Linked DNA regions of Homo sapiens: region 1 is linked to region 2. A link is an interaction called in ENCODE POLR2A ChIA-PET data of the cell type or tissue named here. Cell type or tissue: OCI-LY7. All regions are shown on one strand. Each heading gives the region's core, and the rest is flanking DNA. Links, peaks and the distances in the headings are about the cores only. Region 1 has its middle 17 kb from the start of LINC02385. Region 2 holds the start of LOC124903005 (a long non-coding RNA gene).

What was found. ChIA-PET counts read pairs that join two places held together with the same protein. Peaks named below come from ENCODE experiments on the same cell type or tissue, not always from the same donor. Only the 100,000 strongest peaks of a DNase experiment are listed, where the experiment ranks them.
Region 1: POLR2A ChIA-PET joins it to region 2 with 5 read pairs; 3 of 35 experiments call an interaction of 5 or more read pairs at or near these places.

The regions. Positions count from the first base shown.
Region 1 is chr12:104,184,052-104,189,358 of GRCh38, forward strand. No RefSeq gene overlaps it. Among named protein-coding and RNA genes, the nearest start is that of LINC02385, 17 kb to the left of the region's middle. In OCI-LY7, for the core only: no CTCF peak of the experiment used is centred there; no DNase peak of the experiment used is centred there.
Region 2 is chr12:105,067,327-105,072,697 of GRCh38, forward strand. It overlaps ALDH1L2 (aldehyde dehydrogenase 1 family member L2), which reads right to left. Exons shown (of 23, transcript NM_001034173.4): 3 at 3,244-3,478; 4 at 1,393-1,558. It overlaps LOC124903005 (a long non-coding RNA gene), which reads left to right and starts at 5,026. Exons shown (of 2, transcript XR_007063435.1): 1 at 5,026-5,191. In OCI-LY7, for the core only: CTCF peaks have their summits at 2,666 and 2,885; a DNase peak (open chromatin) is centred at 2,945; H3K4me3 peaks cover 322 bases; H3K27ac peaks cover 298 bases.

The sequences.
Region 1 (5,307 bases), core at 1-5,000, 880 kb before region 2:
CAGTGCATCCCAAATTCTTGTCCCATGCCCAAGAGGAATGAGGTCACCCAGACTTGAAGGATGGCAAATGTAGAGATTTTACTGAGCAGTGGAGGTAGCTCTCAGCAGGATGGGAGCTGGGAAGGGGATGGAGTGGGAAGGTGGTCTTCCCTAATGGCGGAACTCCTCTCCACCGTCCCACCCGAACTTCTCTCCACCATCCCATCCAAACTCCTCTCCAACCAGAGTCTCCAATGTCCAGCTGCTTCTTCTTCTCTCCACGTTCAGATGCTTCTGTCCTTGTCCTTCTCTGCCGTGCTGCTCTGCTCCTCTGCCAGTGGAGCTTGGAGTTTTTATGGGCATATGATGGGGGTGTGGGGGGCAACATTTGGGCAGGAAAACAGAGATATGAAGTTCTCATTTAGGGCCTCAGGTCCAGGCTTGAGGGTGGAACCCTCACCAGGGACCCCACCCTTTTCTACCTCGTATTTCCCTGCCTCCTGTTCATATCAATAGCATCAGTAAAATCTCTCCACAGCAGCACTTAGAGTTTTAGTGTTTGAATAACGGCTAGAAGGTGTGTGTAAACCAGGAACTGAGAATCTTGGGAGGGCCATCTTAGAATTCTTCCCACCACAGGCTGACTTCAGGCATGGCTGGATCCAGGGGCTCAGAATTGGTGGGGGAGGGGCATTATTCCAGCAGCTTCATCTTGCCTACTTGGGTGCACTTGAGGCACAGTGCTTATTCTCTCACCAACCCTGTTAGAAAGGCATGTCTTTCCTGATTACCATTATGGGATTGACTGTGGGCCAACTTGAGCTGATGCCCATCTTTGAACTACACTGTAGTCAGAGGGTGCAAATGCTCTGGTTGTCCAGGTCTGAGTTATGTGCCCTTTCTTAAACCTGGAGACTTGTATTGGTTTGGCATAAACCATATAGAACAGTAGTTTTCAAGAGGAAGGGGGGTGATTTTGAACCTTAGGAGACATTTGGCAATATCTAGAGTAATTCTTAGTTGTCATAAAACTGGGGGATAGGGATGTTACCAGCATTTCATGGGTAGAGGCCAGGGGTGCTGCCATTTATCCTACAAAGCACATGACAGTCCCCCACAACAAAGAATTGCCTGATCCCAAATGTTAATAGTGTCAAGGTTGCAAAACCCTGATGCAGATGAAGAAAAGGGGTGCTTAAGGAAAATTAGAGTGCTGTTATCAGAAAGGGACCTGGATGTTGGCAAAACCCACAGATCCCACGGTAAGTACTTTACCTGGCACAGAATCAGTTTTCTAGAGTTTTAATATTTCTTCTTTCTGTTCTTTTTCTAATTTGTTTTCCCTCCCTACTCCTGACTCCAACCTTTTTACACACATCTTTTAGAAATAAACCTTCTTCCACCTGGTCTGCCAAGATTAGTTCTCACAGTCTCTCCTTTTCCTAAATCCCTCTAGGAGTTCCATGTGCTCTGTGATGCCTGAAACACAGAGGGGTGGCTTCTTCTTCCTGACTCCAGGCCACACTCACCTGCCAGTCCAAACACATCTCTAGTGTAAGGCCCATAATGGTAAACGAAAGGTGATTCTCTTGTATTTGCAAATTTTTTCAGACCTACACACCCACACATTCATATACACTTTTTTGGCTCATATTTCTCCCAAGATATCAATAATAATGCCAAATTTCTACAACAGTTGATTTTCTGTTTCCTTTCTCCTATCTCTGCCTCCTTTCATCATGACTTTACCCTGGCTACATTTTTCTAAAGTTTTGTCCTATTTTTAAATAGGTAATGCATTTGTATGGTTCAAAATTTAAAAGGTTCAAAAGGATATATGCAGCAAAAGTCACTTCCACCTCTATTTCCAGCTCCCTAAAAACCTCACTGGAGGCAGTGAATGTTAGTAGTTTGTTTATAAATCCTTCCAGAGATATTATTGTACTTATAAGCAAGTATGTATATAAATCCTTCTTCTCTTTTCTTCTTTTTTATTTTAAACAAATGGTAGTATGCTATTCACACAGCTATGTAACTTGTTCTGGTTTATTTTATTTAAAAATTATTTTGGAGATTGTGCATATCAGTGCATAAGAGCTTGCTCATTCCTTTTACAGAGGCTCAGCGTCCATTTTATGAATGTGTCATAATTTATCTAACCAGTCCTCTCTCACTGGACTTTTAGATTATTTCCAATCTTCTGTTTTATAAAAAAAGAAATACACTTCCACTGGGCATGGCGATGCCCACCTGTAGTCCCAGCTATTTGAGAGGTTAAGGCAGGAGGATCACTTGAACCCAGGAGTTCAAGGCTGCAATGAGTTATGATCATGCCACTGCACTCTAGCCCGGGAGTCTGGAGGCTGGTCTCATGACAGAATGAGACCTCATCTCTAAAGAAAAAAAGAAAGAAAGAAAAGAAAAAGAGGCCAGGTGTGGTGGCTCACGCCTGTAATCCCAGCACTTTGGGAGGCTGAAGCGGGCCAGTCACCAGAGGCCAGGAGTTCAAGAGTAGCCTAGCCAACATGGTGAAACCTCATCTCTACTAAAAATACAAAAATTAGCCAGGCGTGGTGGCGCAGGCCTGTGATCCCAGCTACTCGGGACGCAGAGGCAGGAGAATTGCTTGAACTCGGGAGGTGGAGGTTGCAGTGAGCCGAGATTGCACCACTGCACTCCAGCCTGGACGACAAGAGCGAGACTCCATTTCAAAAAAAAAAGAAAAGAAAAAAAAAGAAAATGACCAGGTTGACGTAGCTAGAAAGAATGAATCTGGTTTCAGACAATTTGACGATAGAGCCACTCCCCCACTCTCTCGCTCTCTCTTTTTTTTTTTTTTTTTTTTTTTGAGACAAGGCCTCACTCTGTCACCCAGGCTGGAGTACAGTGGCTCGATCACAGCTCACTGCAGCCTCAACCTCCTGGGCTCAAGCAATCCTCCCTCCTTTGCCTCCTGAGTAGCTACAACTACAGGCGTGTGCCATCAGACCCAGCTACATTTTTTTATTTTTTATTTTTTTTCCGTAGAGACAAGGTCTCACTATGTTGCCCGGGCTGGTCTTGAACCCTTGGCCTCAAGCAGTCCTCCCACTTCAGCCTCCTAAAGCACTGGGACTGCAGGCATGAGCCACCATGCTTGGCCAGAGCTACTCTCTTATACAGGAAGTACATTTGAAAGGAGTTTTTACATTTTTTCTTGTCTCTTATTGTGGATTGAAAAGCATTAACCTCTGTTAAAGAAATTTGGGCCACTGAAAGTAGATTAGAAAGAGAGATTGAGGAATTTTCAATGTTCTGGTGTGCCCTTAAATGATACCAGTTCCACTGAAAGTAAAGGCCCACCACAAAGAAATTGATGATTCTGGGAACTTCCTTGCTACATTAAATTTTAAAACATTGCACTCAACAATTACCTATAAACTCTTTTACAACCTATTTGATATTCCTGGTATTTCCACAAATAGTTTAGAAAAACAATGTGGAGTAAGTAGTGAGACAGGATTGTTCCCTTGACCTTGACCCCCTTCGTGGGCGGGAACTGGAGTGGCTCATTTCGCTCAGCCTGCGGCTGGCCACTCCTCACAAGAGAGAGTGTGCAAGCAAGTGAGTGAGGGAACAGGAGGGAATGAAGGCTGGAACTGGCCGGTCACTCCTCTCTGGCGGGAGCAGGCTCTGTGCGGGCCCCGCAGCAGCATTCGAGCTCTTGCCCTCTTGGCACCCGGGTTCTTGTCCAGCATCCAGGAAGAATCAGGTCACACGAATGTATTGAAGGGTAGTGTATGCGGAGGATTTTACTGGGCGATGGATGTGGCTCTCCTTGGAATGGGGAGTTGGAAAGGGGATGGTGCAGGAAAGAGGTGATCTTTCCCTGAAGCCGCACTGTCTGAAGTTTGCAGTGTCTATCCGCAGTCCCCAGTGCTCAGCCACTTGTATCCCTGACGATCAGTCACTTGTCTGCTCACCACTTACAATGCTCTGCCAGCTGAAGTCTTTTTACGGGCACAAGATAGGTGGAGTGGCAGGCCAAAAAATCAATATTTGGTTGGAAAAACTGGGTCAGCTGTTTTCACTTAGGGCCACAGTTCCAGGCCTAAGGGTGAGGTTTAGCCAGGAGCCCAGCCGTTCTGTATCAGTAAGATCCAATAATTTCATATAACGAAGCAGAATGGTGAAACATTATCATAGAAAAAGAGTAGACTCACCTTCAATTTCACAAAAGTGTTGGTTCAAATGTCACCTTCTCATTGAGGCCTGCTCTAATGATCTAGTTAAAATTTTACTCCTGGCCAGGCGCCCTGGCTCACGCCTGTAATCCCAGCACTTTGGGAGGCCGAGGCGGGTGGATCACGAGGTCAGGAGATGGAGACCATCCTGGCTAACACGGTGAAACCCCGTCTCTATTAAATATGCAAAAAATTAGCCGGGCGTAGTGGTGGGTGCCTGTATTCCCAGCTACTCGGGAGGCTGAGGCAGGAGAATGGTGTGAATCCGGGAGGCAGAGCTTGCAGTGAGCCGAGATGGCACCACTGCACTCCAGCCTGGGCAACAGAGCAAGACTCCGTCTCAAAAAAAAAAAAAAATTTTACTCCTTTATCACTCCCAAATCCCCATTAGCAATCTCAAACCCCCTTTTTGTTCCATCTTTGTTCAAATCTTTTTGTTTTATTCAGGCCTTCAACTGATTGGATGAGGCCCACTTACATTTTGGAGGTCAATCTACTTTACTCAAAATTCACAAATTTAAATGTTAATCCCATCTAAAAACACCTTCCATATTGGCACATTAAATTAATTATTAAATCTCACTCAATTATTTTCATTTATAGCTTTTAACACTAACTTACAATATATTTTACCTATTTATTATTACTTGTTTTTTCTTTACTGTCTTCCCACGCTAGAATTTAAATTTCATGTGAGCAGGGATTGTCTTTGTTTTGTTCACTGCTGTGTTCCCAGTACCCAGTAGGCTCTAGGTAATACTTCTTGAATATTTTTCTTCAGGGACTTATTTGTTGTATCCTAAGTTAAAGTGCCCAGCCCCCAAAAAGTTTAGAGGAAATAAAGGCAAAAATTATTTGTTTTCCTTTGAAATTTCTTTTTGAATAGATACTATACTGTGGTTCAAAATATAAAAATCATTCAAAATGCAAAAGTTACACAAGGATAGATGGAAAAAAAATAGAATATCCACCCTGTTTCCCCTACCATTCAAGTGTCCCCCTCCCTGAAGACGACCAATGTCATCAGTTTCTTTTGTAAATTTCCAGAGAAACTTCATAGATATGCAAGCAAATATCAATATATTTTCCCCTATCTTTTTTCTTT
Region 2 (5,371 bases), core at 372-5,371:
TATTGCCAATCGAAGTCTGCACTCTCAAAAATGACTCCCTTGTTTAAACAAACTGCCACCTCCCTTAGTGATTCACTGGAAATGATAGGAATATAATGATAAAATAAGTCTTTATGAGTTATTTTACTCATCATGATGATTCTAAAAAATGATACCTTACTGTATTTAATGAATTCAACTTGCTTTCTAGTTTAGGAGACCTGGAATAAAAAAAGTTAAAATCTATCCATGAGCTTGATTGCCTTTGGGAGGTGTCCTGCATTTTCTTCTCTGTTATATTTACGTTTGCCTTGAGTCGAGAGCCTCCCATTTTCACTGCGAGGCCCACGTGAGTTCAAGTTCTCAGATTTCTCTCTAAGGACTCACAGCTGCTGACCAACCCACCCAAGAGCACACGGAGGGAGCCACAGGGGAACAGAGCCAAGTTTACAGCTCATTCCACCCACCTCCATCTAGGCTATAACTAGGTCTAGAATCTGGGCTTCAGCAAATATCACTGAACACACAAAATGCTATGTTGATTGTAATGATCATTTTATGAGCACCTACCATGGGCCAGATGCTTTGCACAAATAGTGTCACTTAATTTCCACAACCACCCTACAAGTCAGGTGGTATTATCCATGCTGTATAGATGAAGAAACCAAAGCTACAGAGGCTAAGCGACTTGCCTGTGGTCATGCAACAAAGAAGAGGTAGAATGGAAACTTGAGCTTAGGTCTTTCTGACATCGAAGCCCTACTCTCTTAATCATTGAATGATACAAGCAAAGCACTGCTTTCCTCTCTCCTAAATCAATGGCTACTACTGTATATAATCTTGCTACTTCTTTCATACTAGCTCTGAAAAAAAATTAAATGACATCAAAATTATCAGCTGGAGCTTTCACTATTTGTGTAGGCTAATATTGCAATATTTTTATTTGATGGTATACATGTTTTGGGATTTTTTTTTTTTTACCCCAGAATACGTCTGGATAAATACAGCAACACCAAATTTCACCCTGTTACAGAGGCTAATTTAAAGTACTTTTAAATTTCCATAACAAATTACGTAGCAAAATTTCTTAAGATTCAATCTACTTCTTTACAATTAATCATTATAGGCAGGGTTGAAGATTCAAGCATTTGGCAAAAGAATGGAGCAGTTTAAATGCTACTGCATCCATTGGATCACTGCTCTCAGAAAAATAAGTCAGTTTCATAGACTAAGAAATTGAAAAATTCAGATTTCCATCCTAAATATACCATCCCATTAGTTAAAAAAAATCTAATTTTGTTTTTAAACTTTATATTTTTGGTGAAAATTCATATGGATAATTTCTTCATAAAAGAAAAAATATTTTCAAAACTTTAAAGGTTTACTAAATTCTGGGTGGCAAAATATACTAACCATGGCCTTGATTCCTTCAGGAAAAAGAAACCGATTATAAAGTGCATCCACTGTATCATTGGGTTCAACATCACATGATCTCTGAAGAAGGATGGGTCCTGTATCCAAGCCATCATCAGCCCAGAAAACAGAAAACCCAGCTTTCTTATCTCCCATAATTAGAGTCCTGTGAAAAGAAGAATTTCAATTTAAAATGTTGGTTAACTGTATCATAAAGTGATGAATTAGTGATATTAAAGTATAAGATAGTTATAATGGAAAAGTAGACAATGAATGAAGCTACCATGAGAAATTAACAGTAGAACTGGGAGACGTCAGGGCTCATAAAAAGCAGTGCCTAATGGTACTGCTATTTTATATAATACATCCTCATATCTTGTCTTTCTTGTTAATGTACAGTAATGACTTGCAGTGAATTTAAAAAGGCATTAGAGTCTATCGTTACTACCACTCATTGACTCCCAGGGATCAGTTTTCTACTTCAAGATCAAGTAATTTGCCCACCTGGGTCCAATTCCTACATCGTATTTGACCCTGTATTAGGCGGAATAAGAACAGAAGATAAAATAGGATACTCTGTGAAGGACAGAATGTGAAACTAATGTGAAGGACAGAGCTGATTATTAATTCAAGCTAATACAGAGGGAGTATGATGGTAGGTCAGCCATGTAATAATGTAAATATTTTTTACTTTTGAGCTACAAATCAAGACCTAAATCAATCCATCAATCACTAACTCTTCAGAAATACTAAGAAATTGACTGGCATTGCTATCAAGATCCTTGAAAATATTCATGTGCTTTGATCCAATGATTCTGCATGTGGAAACAGTGTAAATTGAGAAAAAGTACAAGTCTAAGTGCAAATATGTCTACTAAATAATAGTGTGTTATTTATAAGAGCCAAAAAGAAATCAATCCATGTCATCAAAGTTTAAATACAATTAATATTTTTCATCACATTTAAACCAAGTGTAGGCTTCCAGCTTATTCCAATGACTTGACACTGAGGAATATTAGGAAAATGTGCAGGTAAAGGAGAGAAGGCAGAAAGGGTAGGAAGGCCCACCTCAACCCACAGTATTGTGTCCCTATGGTATTAGGTACCTACAATGTACCAGCCACTGTTTCTGACACTGGAAAATAGCAATACAAATGTTGTGCAAAGTCCCTTTCCTTAAGAAGCTTAGAGTTGAATGGGGAAGATGGACAGTGAAGATGATCATTTCATCATTTCAAGTAATTACTTGATGATTATTTCAAGTAATTCAGCATTTCCTGAAATGTACTTGAGATGCTCTATGCAAAAAAAAAGTTCTGTGGTCAAATAAGTTTGGGAACATTGTGTATTCAGACTCCCTCTAGGGGATTATGATACTGACATTAAAGCCCGTATTAATAGCTCAAATGAATCCTGCAATTAAAAATCCGGCATAAACCAAACTTACTGACCATAAAACCTTTGTTTGCTCAATACCTAGTAACAGTCAATGGAGCTAGTACTCCATAGGCTATTCTTGGTAAATGCTGTCCTGGTTCACGCTGTATGTCTAGATCTCAGGGGAGTTCATGCAACAGTAGTAACCAATCAGGACCTCACAACTGTTCAAGCATGCCTAGTTTCTTGTCTTGATCACCTAGGTAAAAAACAGAAAGAATATAGGCAATTGAAATACACTCACCCTCTGTGTAATTAAAAAAGTCTCACTGGGTGTTCTGGCACAATCCTGAAATCTCAGCTACTTGGGAGGCTGAGGCAGAAGGATCATTTGAGCCCAGGAGTTTGAACCCAGACTGGGCAACATAGCAAGACCCCATCTCAAAAAAAAAAAGTAAAAAGAAAAAATCTCACCAATTGATAGCAGAGGCTCCTCTGTGCCTGGGCAGGATGGATGGGTGATAAATGATAGAGCCGTGCTTTGGACTATCAATTATATCCATGGGAATGAACTGAGTGCAGAAAGGGAGCACATTTAGCTCTGCACCCACGGATCTGTAGGCTTCTGCCACTTCTTTGATGGTCTTGCCCTTGACCCTCCATTTAGGAAGCTTGAACACAGGGGTCCCATCTTTCTCTGCAGCCAAAGCTGAGCATAAAAAAGAAGATTTTTTTTTTAGAAGTTAGCCATAATTTTACATCACTATGAATTCATATGTTGTAATTTTACAGTTTCATGAAATATTTACAAATAAAACATGGTGAAGAACAATTTAGATTGTGACTAGAATTTCACCTGTTGTAATTGGATCACACTAAGGTGATACATATCTATATACTTAAGGCATAATAAATTAGAACTGAAAAGTTTTTGGCTAGATGATATTTTAAGATTTTAATGAAAGCTTTTTCTTTTTTAGATCAAAAATGGTACCTTTATTACTGATACAACATTTTAAGAACATAGCTTTAGATTTGGAGGCATGTGCCAATACTTCACCCACCAATTTAACATACTCACCTCTGGCACAGCTAGAAAGCCATGAAACTCTTCCCTCCCTATACTGAACACATCGTAGACCAGAACACATTCTCCCTGCCAAACAGGCAGATCCCAAAAGATGAAGAGCGTAAGTGCTGAGCTGAGCTTTTCTACTTCCTTCTCCCAAATTCACCAAACAAATAAATTAACAAAGGTGAGAGGCCAAGGAGAATACATGCTCAGCTCCTGCTAAGGGGTTTGGCCTCACTAAGCAGACCAGGGTCTCCTTCCTGAGAAGAGCGCTGTCCCCTCCCAAACAAATGGCTCCATCCTAATGCCATATGAAAATGGAATGGCCCACCAAAGTGCAAACAGCACACGCCTATTTTTTTCATAATGAAATGTCATTTTTACTGTGTGCCTTATATCTTAAGTATTTATATATATATTTAAGTACACAGTTTTATATATAAGTAGTATATATATATATATATATATATATATATTTTTTTTTTTTTTTTTTTTTTTTTTTTTTGTGAGACGGAGTCTCGCTCTTTCGCCCAGGCCGGACTGCAGTGGTGCTATCTCAGCTCACTGCAAGCCCCGCCTCCCGGGTTCATGCCATTCTCCAGCCTCAGCCTCCCGAGTAGTATATATTTAAAAAATCGGTCAGGCACAGTGGCTCACACCTGTAATCCCAGCACTTTGAGAGACCAAGGCAGGAGGACTGCTTAAACTCAGGAGTTTGAGACCAGCGTGGACAACATAATGAGACCTCCATCTCTACCAAAAAAACAAAAATTATTTTTAAATTAGCTGGATGTGGTGGCACATACCTATAATCCTAGCTACTTAGGAGGATCACTTGAGCCCAGGTGTTCCAGGTTGCAGTAAGCTATTATCGTGCCACTACGCTCCAGCCTGGGCAACGAAGTGAGACCCTTTCTCTAAAAAAATGTGTTTAAGTGTATAAAATATATATACATACTATTATTAATATATAATTGTATATATTAATAAATTATAGAAATTATGATATCTATTAATATCCTATATGATATATACATTTTATAATATATTATTATATATTACTTGTATAATATAATAGTATATATATTTAATATATAATAGCATATATGTTAATTTTAGGCAATTTCCAGAAGTCTTAACTAAAGCTTTCTATCTGCATTTTTGTGTCCCTTTCCTTTTTCCTAGATCTGAACAACAAAATTCATTGACTTAGGATGAGATGATGCCTCCACCATGAAACCTAAATTCTGAAGCCTGAGGAAGTCCTGAAGGACCCCAGCCATCACGATTAGCCCCTGATCAATCCGTTTGGAAGAATCTGAGAGACCAGCACAATAGTGTTCACAAAATGTGAGTGTTCATAAGATGTTCAAAAAACTTAACTCATATGTCAGATGACAGGAAAGTGGATAAACGGTGGTTAAAAAAAATGTGATCATGAGAGAAAATTGTGAAAGATCATATGGCAAAGAAAAATGGGGTGGAGGAAACTTAGAAGTCTTCATTGTAAAAAAATGTACTCCAGGCAGG